Linked DNA regions of Homo sapiens: region 1 is linked to region 2. Evidence: read pairs that join two places in POLR2A ChIA-PET (ENCODE). Cell type or tissue: Panc1. All regions are shown on one strand. Links, peaks and the distances in the headings refer to the core of each region. The heading gives the core; the rest is flanking DNA. Region 1 has its middle 15 kb from the start of KIAA1586. Region 2 overlaps DST (dystonin).

The links. ChIA-PET counts read pairs that join two places held together with the same protein. Peaks named below come from ENCODE experiments on the same cell type or tissue, not always from the same donor. Only the 100,000 strongest peaks of a DNase experiment are listed, where the experiment ranks them.
Region 1: POLR2A ChIA-PET joins it to region 2 with 6 read pairs; 2 of 35 experiments call an interaction of 5 or more read pairs at or near these places.

The regions. Positions count from the first base shown.
Region 1 is chr6:57,059,272-57,063,674 of GRCh38, forward strand. It overlaps a transcript of KIAA1586 not described here. Among named protein-coding and RNA genes, the nearest start is that of KIAA1586, 15 kb to the left of the region's middle. In Panc1, for the core only: no CTCF peak of the experiment used is centred there; no DNase peak of the experiment used is centred there.
Region 2 is chr6:56,936,999-56,941,401 of GRCh38, forward strand. All of the region lies in intron 2 of DST (dystonin), which reads right to left. Among named protein-coding and RNA genes, the nearest start is that of DST, 16 kb to the right of the region's middle. RefSeq lists an enhancer at 1,401-2,600. In Panc1, for the core only: no CTCF peak of the experiment used is centred there; a DNase peak (open chromatin) is centred at 1,843; H3K4me3 peaks cover 605 bases; H3K27ac peaks cover 590 bases.

The DNA.
Region 1 (4,403 bases), core at 208-4,207, 120 kb after region 2:
AAATAATCATTGTATTTCTATTTCAGAATTACATATGTGGGCCAGGCGCACTGGCTCATGCCTGTAATCCCAGCACTTTGGGAGGCCGAGGTGGGCGGATCACAAGGTCAGGAGATTGAGACCATCCTGGCTAACACGGTGAAACCCCGTCTCTACTAAAAATACGAAAAATTAGCTGGTGTGGTGGTGGGTGCCTGTAGTCCCAGCTACTCGGGAGGCTGAGGCAGGAGAATGGCGTGAACCCGGGAGGCAGAGCTTACAGTGAGCCGAGATCGTGCCACTGCACTCCAGCCTGGGCGAGAGCGAGACTCTGTCTGAAAAAAAAAAAAAAATAGAATTACATATGTGGCTTGCAGTATAGTTGTATTAGACGGCACTACCCTATATGATAGTTACTCTCAAAACCAAGTTTCATCAATCTAGACCTTACTGTTGACTTCAGGATCCATAGTCAACTGTCTTTTTCATCAGTTTCACATTGTTGTTCCGTAGGCATTTTAAACTGAATAGGTCCAAAGCTGAATTTATTCATCTCTCATCATATCTGTTTTGAAAAATGGCCCAACCATTTCCCTTGATGCTCAAACTAGAAAGGTAGAAGATATTTGAAACCTTTTCTTCATCCACCTTGCCCTGTCTCTTTCACCTCTCCTACTGTAGTTATTTTGGTTCAAGTCATTATTTTTCTTGCTTAGAGTAATATAATAACTTTCTAACAAGTCTCTCTGCCTTCATTCTTGCCCCTTGTTAATACTAATATATCCTTCATACTAAGGATTGACTATTCTAAAGTTTACATTTATTTTTAGATAACTTTTATTAGGAAGACATTCAGACAACAAGAAAGTCAAATCACTTAAACAGATTTATAATCTTGTATAGCAAATCTAGAGATGGCTACAGTCTTTGCTTGAGTAGCTCAATAGTGTCATTGTTGTGTTATCTGGGGTGGTTTTGGTCTTTCCCTCATAATTGCCGGATGCCTGGCACAGTTTTAGGGATGCTCGATTTAAGACAACATGGCAAGACCTGGATCAAGCCCTGTGTATTCGTCAGAAAGTCAAAAGCTTTGCCAGAAGCTTTTCCAAGCAGACTTATATTTCACTGGCCAGAACTGTGTCAGCATGGCCATACTCACTGCAAGGGAATGTTGGGATGTGAGCTTTTACCTTTCATAGCTTCTGTATTAGAAGTAGGCAAGGGAGAAAGAATTGGGAATGGGTGGTTGGTTAGCTGGTCTATGAAGTCTAACATATTTCTTCTCTACTGAAAAGCTTTTACTGGCTCCCCACTTTGTTCAGGATAGTTTAAGGTTATAATGAGTCTGTGCCCTCCGTCTGTTGCTGAGGTCAAGGTAGCTGCCACTGGCCTGGTTATGAAAGGGCAATTTAAAGATGATCTAATAGGGTCTCTTTGTTTTGTAGGTAATAAAACTGACATTTCAAGAGGTTTAGTCAATTGCCAGGGTCACAATTAACCAAAATTATGAACAGATAACCAAAATTGTTATTGAATGGGAACTGAAAATGTGATTTATTTATTTATTTATTTATTTTTATTATAGAAACTGGCTCTTGCCACGTTGCCCAGGCTGGTCTTGAACCCCTGGCCTCAAGTGATCCTCCTGCTTTGGCCTCCCAAAGTGCTGGGATTACAGGCATGAACCACTGCATCTGGCCTGAAATATGTGATTTTAAATTATGTTCCGCCTTTTTTTTTTTTTTGAAACAGAGTCTTCGCTCTGTCACCAGGCTGTAGTACAATGGCGCGATCTTGGCTCACTGCAACCTCCAACTTCCTGGTTCAAGCGATTCTCCTGCCTCAGCCTCCTGAGTAGCTGGGATTACAGGCACGTGCCACCATGCCCAGCTAATTTTTTTATTTTTAGTAGAGATGGAGTTTCACCATGTTGGCCAGGCTGGTCTCAATCTCCTGACCTCGTGATCTGCCCACCTCGGCCTCCCAAAGTGCTGGGATTACAGGCATGAGCCACCGCGCCCGGCCATGTTCCACCTTTTAATATCAAGATGGCCTGGGAGAGTTGATTGATATCTCTGAGTATTAATTTACCTATCTTTCAACAAGGATAATAATTGCATCTTGAACGGTTCTAGTTATTTATTTATTTATTTATCTATTGAGACAGGGTCTTACTCTGTTGCCCAGGTGGGAGTGCAGTGGCACAGTCATGGCTCACTGCAGCATTGAACTTCCAGACTTGGGCAGTCCTCCTGCCTCAGTCTCCCAAGTAGCTGGGACTACAGGCACATGCCATCATGCTCAGCTAATTTTTAAATTATTTGTAGAGACGGGGTCTTCTGTTGCCCAGGCTGCTCTCAAACTCCTAGGCTCAAGTGCTCATCCTGCCTCAGCCTCCCAAAATGCCGGGATTACAGGTGTGAGCCCCCACATTCAGCCTAGTTTCAGGTTTTATGGGGCCTGTTGATTATTGAATTTGGCACACTAAGAAAAATAATCCCATAAAATTGTGAATATACCATTAGAAATTATTTGAAATATTTATTTAGATTAAGAAAATAAATAATTACAATCTTCGCAATATTTAAAAGTTAACAATATCACAAAACATAGAGGTGAAAAAGACATGATCTTTTTATTAATTATAGCTCTATAATTATTTTTAATTATTTTTTCCTAGGTTTTCTTTTTTTTTTTTTTAGACAGGGTCTCACTCCGTTGCCCAGGCTAAAGTGCAATGGTGCGATCTTGGCTTACTGCAACCTCCACCACCTGGGCTCAAGAGATCCTTCCACCTCAGTCTCCTGAGTAGCTAGAACCATAGGCACGTGCCACCACGTTGGGCTAATTTTTGTGTTTTTATAGAGACAGGTTTTCACCATGTTGCCCAGGCTGGTCTCAAACTCCTGAGCTCAAGCAATACACTGACCTTGGCCTCCAAAAGTTCCAGGATAACAGGCATGAGCCAGATTACTGCCTGGTCCCTAGTTTTCTTTTGGTTTTATATGCATTGATTGTCTCCATTTGACAATTCTGTAATATCCTTTTCTGTAGAGGTATAGAAGGGTAATTGACAGTATCCTCTAGCATAGTTGATGGAAATTTGCTTTTTTATTTTTGACAGTTTACATAGGTTTCTTTCCAATTCTCAACTGTGACTAATCAATATAATTTTTAGGATTATTATCACGTGGGGAAACTCCTATTAAGAGTCACATCTGAACTACAAGATTTCAGAGCATTTCAATTTTCTGTGGAGTGACTGCTCTTAAATATTGTTTGAATTGACCATTCAAAGTATTCCTAGAAGACTTCCCAACTGAGATGGCCAGCAATAGTTTAACTATACATGGAAGAAATTTCAAAGTACACAAATATATCCCAGTCACTCCTTAACAAGAGCTCAGAAATGTCTACTGCCACTATATGGTTACAACAGGAAGGGAAAGTACACAGAAGGTGCAGCTGAAATGGAAACAGATGGTAGTCTTAACTGACTATGGTAAAAATATTTTTGTGGCCGAGCATGGTGGCTCACACCTGTAATCTTAGCACTTTGGGAGGCCGAGGTGGGCGGATTGCCTGAGCTCAGGAGTTTGAGACCAGCCTGGGCAACATGGTGAAATCCCATCTCTACTAAAATACAAAAAATTAGCCGGGCGTGGCGGCATGTGCCTGTAGTCCCATCCATCTACTTAGGAGGCTGAAGCAGGAGAATCACTTGAACCTGGGAGGTGGAAGTTGCAGTGAGCCGAGATTGCGCCACTGCCCTCCAGCCTGGGCGACAGAGCAAGACTCTGTCTCCAAAAAAAAAAAATTGGAAATTTAACAAAAATATATAAATGTGAAGAGATATTTCTGTGGTTCCTTTTTTGGAAGGTACCCCTTCAATTAAGTTTCATAGTTATTCTGCCTCTGACCTAGCTTTCTTGATTTTTTGGATTCTTGAATGAGGTAAAGCAGACTTGGGAAGTTGTTAGACACTTAATAAGTAATCAACAAATATTACCAGAAAAATGATAGAATCGTGGATAATTTTTTAAGCTGGTTGTTGAGTATTTGTGTGTGGAAGGGAGGGGTTTGTTTTACTTTGTATTTAAAATTTTCCCAGTAAAAGTATTTTTAAAATCACATGAGATAAATGTAAAATAATTTAACTTTTTTCTATGCTGGAATCCTCTTAATAGATTATGTTATTTCTTTTTTTTTTTTTTTTTTTTTGAGACGGCATCTTGCTCTGTTCCCCAGGCTGGAGTGCAGTGGCACAATCTCGGCTCAATGCAACCTCCTCCTCCCATGCTCAAGCAACTCTCCTGTCTCAGCCTCCTGAGTAACTTGGATTACAGGTGCACGCCACCACAGTTGTCTAATTTTTGTATTTTTAGTTGAGACGGGGTTTCACCATGTTGGCCAGGCTGGTCTCA
Region 2 (4,403 bases), core at 307-4,306:
AATACCAGCAATTTACAAACTCAAAAAACACAGAAAAACTAAAACTATATGTAAGAACCAAAACTAAATTGCCTTGAAAAAAAAGCAGCAGGAAACTTATTTTATTATCTTGGATGAGGCAAACAATTCCTAGAAATGACACCAAAGTATAATCCATAAAGAAAAATAATTGATAAATTGGACTTATTAAAATTTTTTAACTTTGCACTTAAAAAGACACCATTAAGTAAATGAAAAGAGAAACCACAGACCATAAAAATAGGCAAACTATGTATCTATTAAAGAATTTGTATCCAGAATGTATAAAGAACTCTTAAAATTCAATAAGAAAAAAAAATCAATTTTACAATGGACAAAAGATTTGAACACTTCACCAGAGAAGATATATGAATAGCTAAAAAGCATGTGAAAAGATGCTCAACATCATTAGTCTTTAGGGAAATGCAAATCAAACCTCGGAGCTATCACTACATATCCAATAGAATAGCTATAGTAAAAAAGACAGTAACAAGTATTGCCAAGGATGTCAAGATACTGGACCCCACATACACTGCTGATGAGAATATTAAATTGTACAGCCATTTAAAAAAACAACTGGAGAATTTCTTTAAAAATTAAACTTACCATACAACCTAGCAATTTTACTCCTAGGTATCTGCCCAAGAGAAATGAAAATATATGTCCACACAATGGTTTTAAGCACATATTCACAGCGGTGCTATTTGTAATAGCTAATCATTAGGGAGAAGCGCCAATGTCCATCAATGGTAAATGGATAAATCAAGTATGGTATATTCACAGAATGAAATACTATTCAGCAATAAAAATGAACAAACTACTGATACATACTACAACATGGACAAATCTCAAAAACCTTAAGCTACATGAAAGAAGCCAGATGTGAAAGACTACATATTATATGATTCTACTTATATGCAATGTCCAGGAGAGGCACTATCTATAGATACTGAAAGCAGCATGGGGTTAGGGATTGGAACAGAGATTGACTGCAAACAGGCATGAGAAATCTTTTGGGGATGACGAAAAATATTCTAAAACTAGAAATTACACCTCTCTCTCTCTTTCTCTCTCTCTCTCTCTCTCTCTCTCTATATATATATATATATATATATGTTTAAAAAAAAATTTTTTTGAGATAGATTCTTGCTCTGTTGCCTATGCTGGAATGCAGTGGCATGATCATAGCTCACTGCAGCCTCAAACTCCTGGGCTCAAGTGATCCTCCTTATCTCAGCTTCCTGAGTAACTGGGACAACAGGTGCATACCATCATGCCCAGCTAATTTTTTTATTTTTTGTTTCACTATGTTGCCCAGACTGGTCTTGAACTCCTGTCCTCAAGCAACCCTCCCGTCTCAGCCTCCCAAAGCACTGGGATTACAAGTATGAGCCACAGCACCCAGTCTGAAATTTTTGAAAAACTAAGTTGGGCCTAAAAACGTCTGGTAGAAGTAATTTCCATACATATGAAAGCCAAGAAATTGGAAAAGACTGTCCAGGGAAAAAAACAGAAAAAGCTTACCATGAGTACTTTAGGGATAGCAGACAGTAGCAAACCAAAAATAAATCAAAAGATTACCTACGGTAGATTGCAAAAATGGCCACAATACTATGTAACTCCTCCTATCAGGACTCTTCTCTACCCACTGTGACTTGCTTTGGCCAAAACAATGTGTCAGCAGAGGCACTGTACAAGCCCAGATTCCAGACTTCAAGAGGCCTCATGCACTTCCACTCTTGCTGCTTTTGGAACCCAAACCTAACCACATGTGAACCAGCCTGAGTTGGCTTACTGGAAGAGGAGAGACCATGCAGAGGAAAACCATGAGTCAGCCAGAGCTCATCAAAGATACCTGGGTGACTTCCAGCTGTGATGAGCCAAGCCTGACTCAGACCAGACCAAGTGCCCAACTGGGCACAGCCCAGATCACCAACCCACGGAATTGTGAGATAAATGATTAATGTCTAAGTTACTAAGTTTTAAATGGTTACAAAGAAGCAGCTAATTGATACACTACAAAGGGGCAGTGATGACTGCTAGACAGCATAATGAATCAAATGGTTGAGTTTTGTGAAGTTGTCCAATAAGGATATGCCTCCCAGGCACAAGAACAGAAAAGCAGTCACCAAGTCTGAGAGTTGGCAAAGTCACTGTGGCAGAAGGACTAATTAATTGCATGAGTGAAGTGAGAATAACAAAGTTTCTCAAAACTGTTGGTCCAAGGGTCTATAGTGAGCAGACTGCCAAGTGACATTAAATAAGAAGGTAATGACAGACTGACCCCCAAAGAAGATTTTGGTCCTGACGAAGGTAAGAAGGAAACTCATTAAGAGCTCACAATAAGGTCCAGAGACAGAAGCAGGTATGATCAGAGAAGGACATGGCAGAATTCAAGATCTTGGTATGAGAGTAGTTCTAAGGCATGATACAATATGCACAAGGAGGAAGGATGGTTGGATGAATGGATGGATACGTGAATGAACAGATGGGGGGATAGATAAATAAAGAGCTACAGATAAACATAAATCGATAAGAAAAATTACTTACATAAAGATTAGAAAGTTCCCCTTATATCTAGGCTTTCCTTCTAAATTTTCTGCTGTCCTTTTAAGTTGGTCAAACCATTTTCACTGTTTTTGCATTTTTTTATTTCTTTTTTATATTTATTTTATTTTTATAGATGTCTATAGATTACTCTTCCAATAAAAATTATATAAATAAGCAGCCGGGCGTGGTGGCTCACGCCTGTAATCCCAGCACTTTGGGAGGCCGAGGCGGCTGGATCACTTGAGGTCAGGAGTTCAAGACCAGCCTGGCCAACATGATGAAACCCTGTCTCTACTAAAACTACAAAAAATTAGCCAGGTGTGGTGGCGGGCACCTGTAATCCCACCTACTCAGGAGGCTCAGGCAGGAGAATCGCTTGAACCAGGGAGGTGGAGGTTGCAGTGAGCCGAGATCGTGCCACTGCACTCCAGCCTGCGTGACAGAGCAAGACTCCGTCTCAAAAAAAAAAATTTTATATAAATAAGTCTAGCAGAAGTGGAATAAAAAAAAGTTTCAATCATACTATCAAAAATGTCATAGTCTTAAATATACTGTCAGGTAATGTTTTATACACTCAAAATGACAGAAACTTCTTAAAGTAAAATAAATTCCACATTACCCCCATACACACACACACACACACACACACACACACACACACACACACACATATATACATATATACACACACACATTTTTATGCAATATATTTTTATGGATATATATAAAAATATGTACATATATATTTCTTAACCAACTTCACTGAGATACAAGGTACATAAAATAAATTGCACCCATCTAAAGCAGCAATTCTCAAAATGTGGTCCATAAACCTCTGGACCACAAGACTCTTTTAGGAATCCACAAAGTAATTTCATAATAATAAGCCATCTTAGTTTTACATTTTTGTAGCAATGTTAATATTATATTTTTCAAAAAAAATCCATTTAATCTAATTTGTCACTTCTGTGGGCATCAAGTTGTACAGTATATTCTCTTATCCTTTTTTTTTTCTTTTTATTTACTTTATTTTGAGACAGGGTCTTGCTGTCACCCAGGGCGGAGTGCAGTGGCGCAATCACAGCTCACTACAACCTTGACCTCCTGGGCTCAAGAGATCCTCCCACCTCAGCCTCTGGAGTAGCTGGGACTGCAGGCGCAAGCCACCGTGCCTGGCTTTTTTTTTTCTTTTTTTTCTCTTTTTGGAGAGTTGGGATCTCATTGTGTTGCCAAGACTGGTCTTGAACTCCTGGGCTCAAGTGATCCTCCCCCGTCAGCCTCCCAAAATGCTGAGATTAGAGGCATGAGCCACTGCAACCAGTTTTCTTACCCTTCTAATGTCTGTGGGTTCCATAGTTATACCCTCTCTTTCATTTGTCATACCAGTGATTTGATCAGTCTAGCTACAAGTTTATAAACTTTGTTCATCTAAGAGTCTAATTTGGTTTTCTCTTCTCAATTATATCCATGTTTGCTCTTACCTTTATTATGTCCTTCTTTCTACTTATTTTGTGTTTAGTTTGCTTTTCCCCCCAACACCCTCTCCAACTTCTCAAGGTTGAAGCTTTGTTAATTGATTTTAGACTTTCCTTCTTTTCTAAGATAAGCAGTTAAAGCTATATGTTTCCCTCTGAGCACTGCTTTGGCTGCACCCCACAATTTTGAGATACTGTGTTTTCATTATCATTTAGTTTAAAATATTTTTAAATTTCCTTTATGGTTTCCTTATTGATACATGAATTATTTAGAAGAATGTTATTTAATTTATAAATATTTGAGATTTTCTTGGAGATATTACTGATTCCTATATAATCTGTATTATTTCAATCCTTTAA